3 separate regions of the Mus musculus genome follow, and regions 1 and 3 are each linked to region 2. A link is a loop called in an ENCODE intact Hi-C map of the cell type or tissue named here. Cell type or tissue: heart. All regions are shown on one strand.

The links. Hi-C counts contacts between places; a loop is a spot of excess contacts. Peaks named below come from ENCODE experiments on the same cell type or tissue, not always from the same donor. Only the 100,000 strongest peaks of a DNase experiment are listed, where the experiment ranks them.
Region 1: it touches region 2 in a loop (2.1-fold over the local background); 3 of 42 quality-filtered maps call a loop at or near these places.
Region 3: a loop joins it to region 2, with 2.4 times the contacts of the local background. A loop is called at or near these places in 22 of 42 quality-filtered maps.

Annotation. Positions count from the first base shown.
Region 1 is chr3:122,272,814-122,275,313 of GRCm38, reverse strand. It overlaps Dnttip2 (deoxynucleotidyltransferase, terminal, interacting protein 2), which reads right to left and starts at 900. Exons shown (of 7, transcript NM_153806.1): 1 at 836-900; 2 at 1-116. The coding sequence starts at 895. In heart, CTCF peaks have their summits at 972 and 1,174; a DNase peak (open chromatin) is centred at 983; H3K4me3 peaks cover 1,777 bases; H3K27ac peaks cover 1,207 bases.
Region 2 is chr3:121,955,943-121,958,442 of GRCm38, reverse strand. It overlaps a transcript of Arhgap29 not described here. Among named protein-coding and RNA genes, the nearest start is that of Arhgap29, 11 kb to the left of the region's middle. In heart, a CTCF peak has its summit at 1,460 (motif pointing left); no DNase peak of the experiment used is centred here.
Region 3 is chr3:122,120,890-122,123,389 of GRCm38, reverse strand. It overlaps Abca4 (ATP-binding cassette, sub-family A (ABC1), member 4), which reads right to left. Exons shown (of 50, transcript NM_007378.1): 19 at 1,585-1,759. All of the region lies in intron 2 of Gm40138 (a long non-coding RNA gene), which reads left to right. Among named protein-coding and RNA genes, the nearest start is that of Gm40138, 4.3 kb to the left of the region's middle. In heart, a CTCF peak has its summit at 1,156 (motif pointing right); a DNase peak (open chromatin) is centred at 1,079; H3K4me3 peaks cover 738 bases; H3K27ac peaks cover 2,413 bases.

The DNA.
Region 1 (2,500 bases), 320 kb before region 2:
CTGCTGCTGCTGCGTGAGTGCTGTTTCTCAGCAGGCTGCGATTCAGCTGTGCTGCCATCGGATCCCGATTCCTTTGTGCTTTCTAGATGTGTCCCAATTCTCCGAGGAGCAGACCTCTGAAAACCAAAACAAACACAATATAGTGTAGATAGGGCAGGGACAAGGGTAAAGGTGGCATGGCCTAAGGAACAAAACTCAAGAAGGTACAAAACGAAGACAAACTCACGATAAGATATTTCTTTTACTTGCCTCATCCTAGGCTTCAGAAAGCAGAACTAAAAAAACTTTCTCTACTTAAAGAAAGAGGAGGTAAATTTTAAATCATTTATAGAAGCGCAGGGAGGGGGGGGAGTTGAATACTAATTGAGCACGTGTTTAGGAGTGTGTAAGGTAATCCGATACTTGCCTGGATTTCTACAACAGGAAAGGGCTGCTCTATAGCCCTTACCACACAATCTAAAGAGCATAGCACCAGAAGACAACCAGAGGCTCTGAGTGACGCCACCGCCGCCCTTCAGTTGCCGGAGGGGTTAGTGCTCGGCCATGCCAGTCTCTCCACGTGAAAACGGTGCTCCTCCTATCCCCCAAACCAGGCTTGGTCGAGGTGGCGGGCATTAACTTTCCCCGGTACTGTCCTAACAGTAAACTTAAAAGGCCTCGCCTGCGCAGGGCACGCTACCGAAACTCCCGTAAGAGCCCTGAAAGACCCCCAGGTCCGAGCCAGTCCGGCGCAGTACCACGCGCGACCCGCTCGGTTCCTCGTCGCTCTCCTCCGCCCTGCCGAGCCGCTCTGCTCAGCGGCGAGGAGACCCGGAGAACCTGAGACCCAGCTCACCTTCTGCTGGGAGCTTTCTTGGAGCCTGGTCCGGGAGAGCCCGGACCTGGTGACCACCATCTTTCCGACTCCGGATTCCCGGCAGCCAGCGCGGCTTCCTCTGTTCCGACGCTTCGGAAGTGCGTCGAAACAGGAACTCGCTTAGGTTTCCCTGCGGAAACCGCGGCTCGGGAGAATCGTTCCTTCCCCGGCTCCACTGCAGTTCTGGCCAGCGGTCTCCGCCATCGGACTAGTGCGGGTCAGCGGGGGGTGGGGGGGTGGGGTGTGTGTGTTGGGGGGGGGGGGGGGCAAAAGCAGCTCCGCCTCCAGTTCCCAGCTCGTCCGCTGTGCGGTCCTCAGCGAGGAGGACCTCCTCGCCGTTTAACACAAAATGGGAAGTCGCATCATTTACTCTGCTTTCCATCCCCCTCACCCCCCACCCCCGTGCAGTAATTGTGAGATCTTTGGCGTAAGTCTTTACGGAAGCCAAAGGAGACTTTATTTAGTCCTTTTAGAAAACAGTATTTTAATAACTTAATAAATGAGATTCCGATATTTGATTGGGATACAAGGATGTATGTTAAATGCACCCAAGTTTTCGGAGAATAATTAGAAAGCTGTGGGATTTAACTAAAATGTCTCGGGATTTGAAGTACGCCTTTTTTTTTTTTTTTTTTTTTTTTTTTTTTTTTTTTAAATAAAAAAGGTGAAAGACGTTGTGAAGGACGGGGATTAAAGTTTTTTGTTTTTTTACAATGGAAGTAAGAGACTAGCCAGAATCAAAAGAGTTTTAGGATTTTTGTTTTGAGACAAGATCTCTCTACATGGCCCTGGCTGCCCTAGAACTCACTATTTAGACCAGCCTGATCCTGAACTCACAGATATCCATCTGCCTCCCAAGTGTTGGGATCCATGGGCCACAGCACCTGGCTGAGGTGTTTTAGTTTTTGTTTTGTTGGATGAAAGATGGAGAACTAGAATATGTTGAAAGGCTACAAAGGAATCGAGGAGGGGGTAAAGGAATTAGTGTTGGAAGCAAGAAAAAAAAAAGGGGGGGTTCGTTTTCCTTCACTTTTTAACACAAAATTTTTCCTAAAAACCTATCTTTCCATGGATACATTACTTCTACATTAAATTGCTCTCCTTGGAGCCAGGTATACGTAGTAACCAACTTTTGATTGTTAGATGTTGTCTTAAAACACTAGCCTCATGCTTACTTAGTAAAATAGGGTTTTTTTTTGTTTTTGTTTTCCTGGAGAACTGTGGTCTCTGGTTTCCACACAGCCATTGTGTGCCCTGAGGAAACAGCCTATCTTTAGGAGTGAGAGAACAAGAAAGTGAAGAACAAGAAAACGAGTTCCTGCGCATTTGTGGAACTTGAAGACAAGAATCTTCAAGCTCTTGACAGGCTGGGCTTAGTGAAAAACCCTATGACAAGTGCGGGCTGTTACTTTTCAGTTTAGGCTTTAAAGGGTTCTTCTATCTTGTTCTTTCTGGGGGAGGTACTGATCTTCCATGTATTTTTATTATGCATTTTAAAAAAAGATTTATTTATTTATTTATATCAGTACACTGTAGTTGTCTTCAGCCGCACCAGAAGAGGGGGAAGGCATCAGATCTCATTACAGATGGTTGTGAGCCACCATGTGGTTGCTGGGAATTGAACTCAGGACCTCTGGAAGAGCA
Region 2 (2,500 bases):
TTTGAGACAGAGTCTCACTAAATATCTCTAGGTTTCCTGGAACTCATTATGTAGACCAGGCTGGCTTCAAATTCACAGAGCTCCACCTGCCTCTGCCTCACAAGTGCTGGAATTACACTCAGCCTGAGCTTAAACTTTATATTAAAATGCTAAATATATGAAAAAACCAAAACAATTTTAAGAAGAAATTGGGGAACTTAGGACAGTTTTACCTCAAGATTTACTACTGTTCAAGTACAAGAATCAAGACAGTGTGATTTCTGGCCTAGTGATATATATACCAACAGGACAGACTCCAAAAGTAAAACCAAACATATGGAGTAACTGAGCTTTCACAGAAGGAAAGCTGCTCTTTCGATAAGTACTTGATACCCATATGCAATGAAAAGAGTATCAACCTTAAACCACAGTATAGCAACCTACATAGAAAAAAAAAACAAAATAAACATAGAATCTAAAACACTACTTCCTCAAATTTAGGAGAAAAGAAGCAGATGTCTATTTTTTGAAGATTATTCTTAGGATTACAACCATGTTTATGTATTATTTATAAAATTTCTTTTCACGGGAACAGTGTTAAGCAGTTGAGTCAGTATAGCTGTCAAGCCTAAAATATTCACCATCTGTGCCCCAAAATTCCAAAATGCTTTTTGAAACTATAGGAAAAACCCCAGGCAATGATTTCTCAGACATACTCAAAAAGCAAGAACCAGAAAAGAACACCTTGGCAAACTGGATGAAAATTAACTTATATTCTTCTAAGATCTTTTTAAAATAGAAAGTACAAGCTAAAATGGGGGGAGGGAGGAGTAACAAAGAGTTTTATCTAAATTATATCAAGAACTCTTACAAAATAAGTAAGCTCACAATAACTAATGAAGGAATACTTTATAGAAGGTGACACCCAGTGGGAATACACACTTGGAGTAGTGACCGATAACCAAAAAACTAGACCGAGATACTAACCACAAGAAATTCAAATTTCAGCTAAACCAAAATATTGCATGCTATTCAGCATGTAGATCAGCAGTAACTGCAATATAGTACTGCTATACACGGTACACAAATCAGAGGAAACAATCTGGCAGCTTCTTAGTTAAATTTTCCCATTTATAGATCCAAAAGAAATGAAAACATGCATTCATCCCAAATCTTGTTCACAAGGATTTTCAAAGTATTCAGAAACTGCAAACAGCCAATATCCCTCAATAGACAAGTCAAAAGAGTGTGCCACAGTCTTAAAGGGCAATCCTACACTTAACAAAAGTGTCCGAGACATAGCAAGAACTCTTCAATGAATCTTAAAAGCATTATGCTAGGGCCTGGGAGACAGGGCCTTGGTTCAGAGCACTTGCTGCTCTTGTAAGGCTCTGGGGTTGGGTTCACAGACCCCACACGGCAGCTTTCAACTATCATCCCTCCAGTTCCAGGGACTCTGGCACCCTCTTCTGGCCTTTACAGGCACCAGGCCTGCCCGTGCTACACAAGCACATACTCGGGTAAGGCACTCACACACATAAAAAGGAAGCTAAAAACAATTAAAGCAGCATACCAAATCAAAAAAGCCGGGTCAAAAATACAGAAAAACTATTTAGTTATATTAACGTAATTACATTTATATGAAACTTTGGAGATACGAAAGCTGGAATTTAGTGGCAAAAAGCAGTGTAACTGGTTGCCTGAGAACTTGAGGATTAGCATAACCATAAATACATTTTAGAATGATGGAAGCATGGGCACAAATCATTTGTCAAAACTCAAAGTTTTGACATATGAAACATAAATTCCATTTTATGTAAATTATATGTCAATTAATTATATATGCATATCAGTGTATGTATCAATTACAGTATATAAACCTTATCTGTACCTTGATTCAAGCTATTAAAAAATGACCTATAATTTGACTAAACACTAAACTGAATTATGAAAAATGTTGACGTTATATTTAATAATCTTTCTTTTTGAAAGTATATGCTAAATATTTATGGATAAAATAACATGATGTCTATGGTTTATGTCCAAATAATATGAAGGATTGAATGAAGAGGGGTAAAAAATAGAAGACTGGTCAGGCTTTGTGATACATGCCTACAATCCTAGATAGTTCAGTTGCAGGATAATAAATTCAGCAATTTAGCAATTCAGCAAAATCAAAGATATACCTTAGAAGTGCTCAGTAGTAAAGCATGCCCAGTATGCCTGAGGTCCTAGGTTCTACCGCTGGTACTGGGAGGAAAGGATGGTCATAAATCAATATACTGGGAGGCTAAGGCTGGGTATGGAGGAATTTTTTATATTATTTGGTCTATTTTCATACATGCTTGAAAATTTTCCATATTAAAAATTATTTTGTTTTGGTTTATACCAGGTATTTTGGGGATCTCATGAGTCTCCCTACCAGTCTGACTCTGATATTTCCTTTCATTCTCTGCTTCCCAGTTTCCCTTTGGAAGCCAGCTGGTATGCACAGGACCAAGCACATTAAGCAAAAACCTGA
Region 3 (2,500 bases), 160 kb before region 2:
TTACTTAGCACCAGTGCCTTGCTTCAAGTCCTAGTGCCTAGACCACAAGGGCCTTCTTTCTCTACTTTTTATTTCCAAGTGTTCCTGGGCCAGTATCAAGAGCCTCGGGGATTCCCAGACTCAGACACCCCACCCCATCATCACCCAGCCATCATTGCAGCGGTCAGTTGTAGTGCCCACTGGATGGCCACTGTGGTGGTCAGTTGTGGTGCCCATTATGACTGTCTGTCAGAGTGATATTCACGGATGTGGTCAGCTACAGTGTTCACTGTTGTTTTACTCTGTGGTCAGCGGTAGTGTCCACCGTGAAGGTCTGTCATAGTGGTTGCTCCGTGGCTATTGATGTGGCCAGCCATTGTGGCCACTGTCGTAGTCACAGTTGTGGTCAGTTAAAGGGATTTAGGACCCAGCCCCACTGCTTTGCCTGGGCGTGCAGCCCTTGACAGTGGAGAAGCAGGGTTGGTGACTCTCCAAAGCTCAGTTGATGCCAGTGAGAAGCTGGGCAGCCTGTCTGCTGACTGGCTAACACAAACAAATTCGTTTGGGAATTCCAAATGTAAAAATGTGAACAATGTTGTGATTTCTCTTTTCTTTCTTCAATTATACAAAACATGTCTCCCACCTGCTTGGGTAGTTGTCTAAGTTAAGTGAATCGAACATGCTTGAAAAACAAAACAAAACAAAAACAGGCCCCAGCACAAAGTGAAACTTAAAATGTTATGCTATTCCCAGCATTAGGACAGCGCTTGTGTTCCGACCCCAGTGGAAGTTTAGTTTCTGCACTGAGTGAAGTAATGTGTTTGTCTTCTAGAGGTCCTGGGGTCTCGAATGGAGTTTCCTGTCCTCCCACCACGTGAGTTAGCAAGGAGATAGCCTTAGGATGCCACGCCCAGTTCTGTCCCAAGTTCTGATAAAATCGCATGCTATCTGAACCTGTACTTCGAAGCTGAAATGTTGATCAACCACTAGAGGGAAACAGTACCAAGCCCAATGGCACCAGCCCCGCATTCCATTCCCATTGAAAGGCCCGGGAGCACATTCCGGAGCAGGGTGTACACTGCTGTTCCTTCCCGGGGCTCTGCAAGCCAAGGATTTGATGGCTGCTGTCACATGGCTTGTTGACCCCTACCCCTCCTCCACCGGCCCATCGGCCCATCGGAGGTCTGCACCGGAGCCCTGACTGCCTGTTCTCAGCAGGTGGCGCTCGCACCCCTTCCAGAACTAAAGGATGGATGGAGGAGTCCACCCAGAGCCTCAAAGCTTCCTGCCCTTGGCCTTCTGCCAGGCAGCGAGTCTACTTCACTGTTCTCCCTACACTTTCTCAGAAAGGTAGCCATCCCATCAGAGGTCCCACACCAGCACTAAAGCATCCTAATTATTAATTGGTAGGAAACGGAGTGCTACATAAAAATAGCCCGGGGACATGGGCAGCCACGGCTTTTTATCCTCACCGTGGGAGGTGTGTGTGAGTGTATATGTTTCCACCGAAATTCAGTAAGGAAGAACAGAGTGGAGTTATTGGGGAGAGAGAATGAAGCCGGGGAATGATAGGATGGGAGACAGCCTCTCTGGCAGAGAACTCACAAGGTGGTGGTCTTTCCCGCTCCGTTGTGACCCAGGAACGCCGTGATTTGGTTCTCATAGAAAGTGATGTTCAGACGGTCCACAGCTGGCCGGCCACTGGGCTCAAAAACCTTCACCAGGTTCTTCACACACACACCAGGCACCAGCCCTGGAAGCTCGCGTTCAAAAAAGGAGTCTTGGAGGGAAAAACACATTGTAGAAACACCACATGTTAATGACGCCGTGCTTCATGAACACACTGCTTCCTTCAGACCTGTGCTCTGGCTGTAACTTCACCTGCCCATGTGGCTGCAGCTTTGTGAAGAAGATCAAAACAGGAGTAGTCATAGTTGCACTGGCCATAGATTTCACACTTACTGTGAGTTAGGCACTGTTTCCAATGTTTCCCAACAAATCCCTCACTTCACACATATAGTCCTATAGGTAGATATAACTAGGCTCTTTTCAATAGGTTAGAAAGCCCAAGACTGAGAGACATCAAGTGTTCTATCAAGGCTACATGGTGTACAAGTGGCAAGTATGGGCCCAGGGTCCATACCCATCTGAAATAGCTCCTGTCTATTATTGAGTTAACCCCGAGTTCCGTCTTTGCTTCAAGGCTCAGTCTATCGGATCTTCATAGGTTTCTGGCACCAGCCCTGACTCCTCAAGCCAGGACAACCTACTCTTCCTCATCGTAACTCCTTCCTCCCCATGCTCCGTGCCCTTTCCAGTATCAACCAACCTACTCTCCCCCTCCCCGTGACCCCCCACCCCCCACCACAGCATCTTTTCCGAAGTTCACTTATAGAGTCAAGATTACTGTCAGAGTATTAAGTCTAATTAACTAATGGTCCCTTGCTCTGTCCCCAACTCCCGTTGCATTGTCTGCCTGTGTCTCCTGGCCACAACTAAAGCTGAAATGGAACCTTATCAT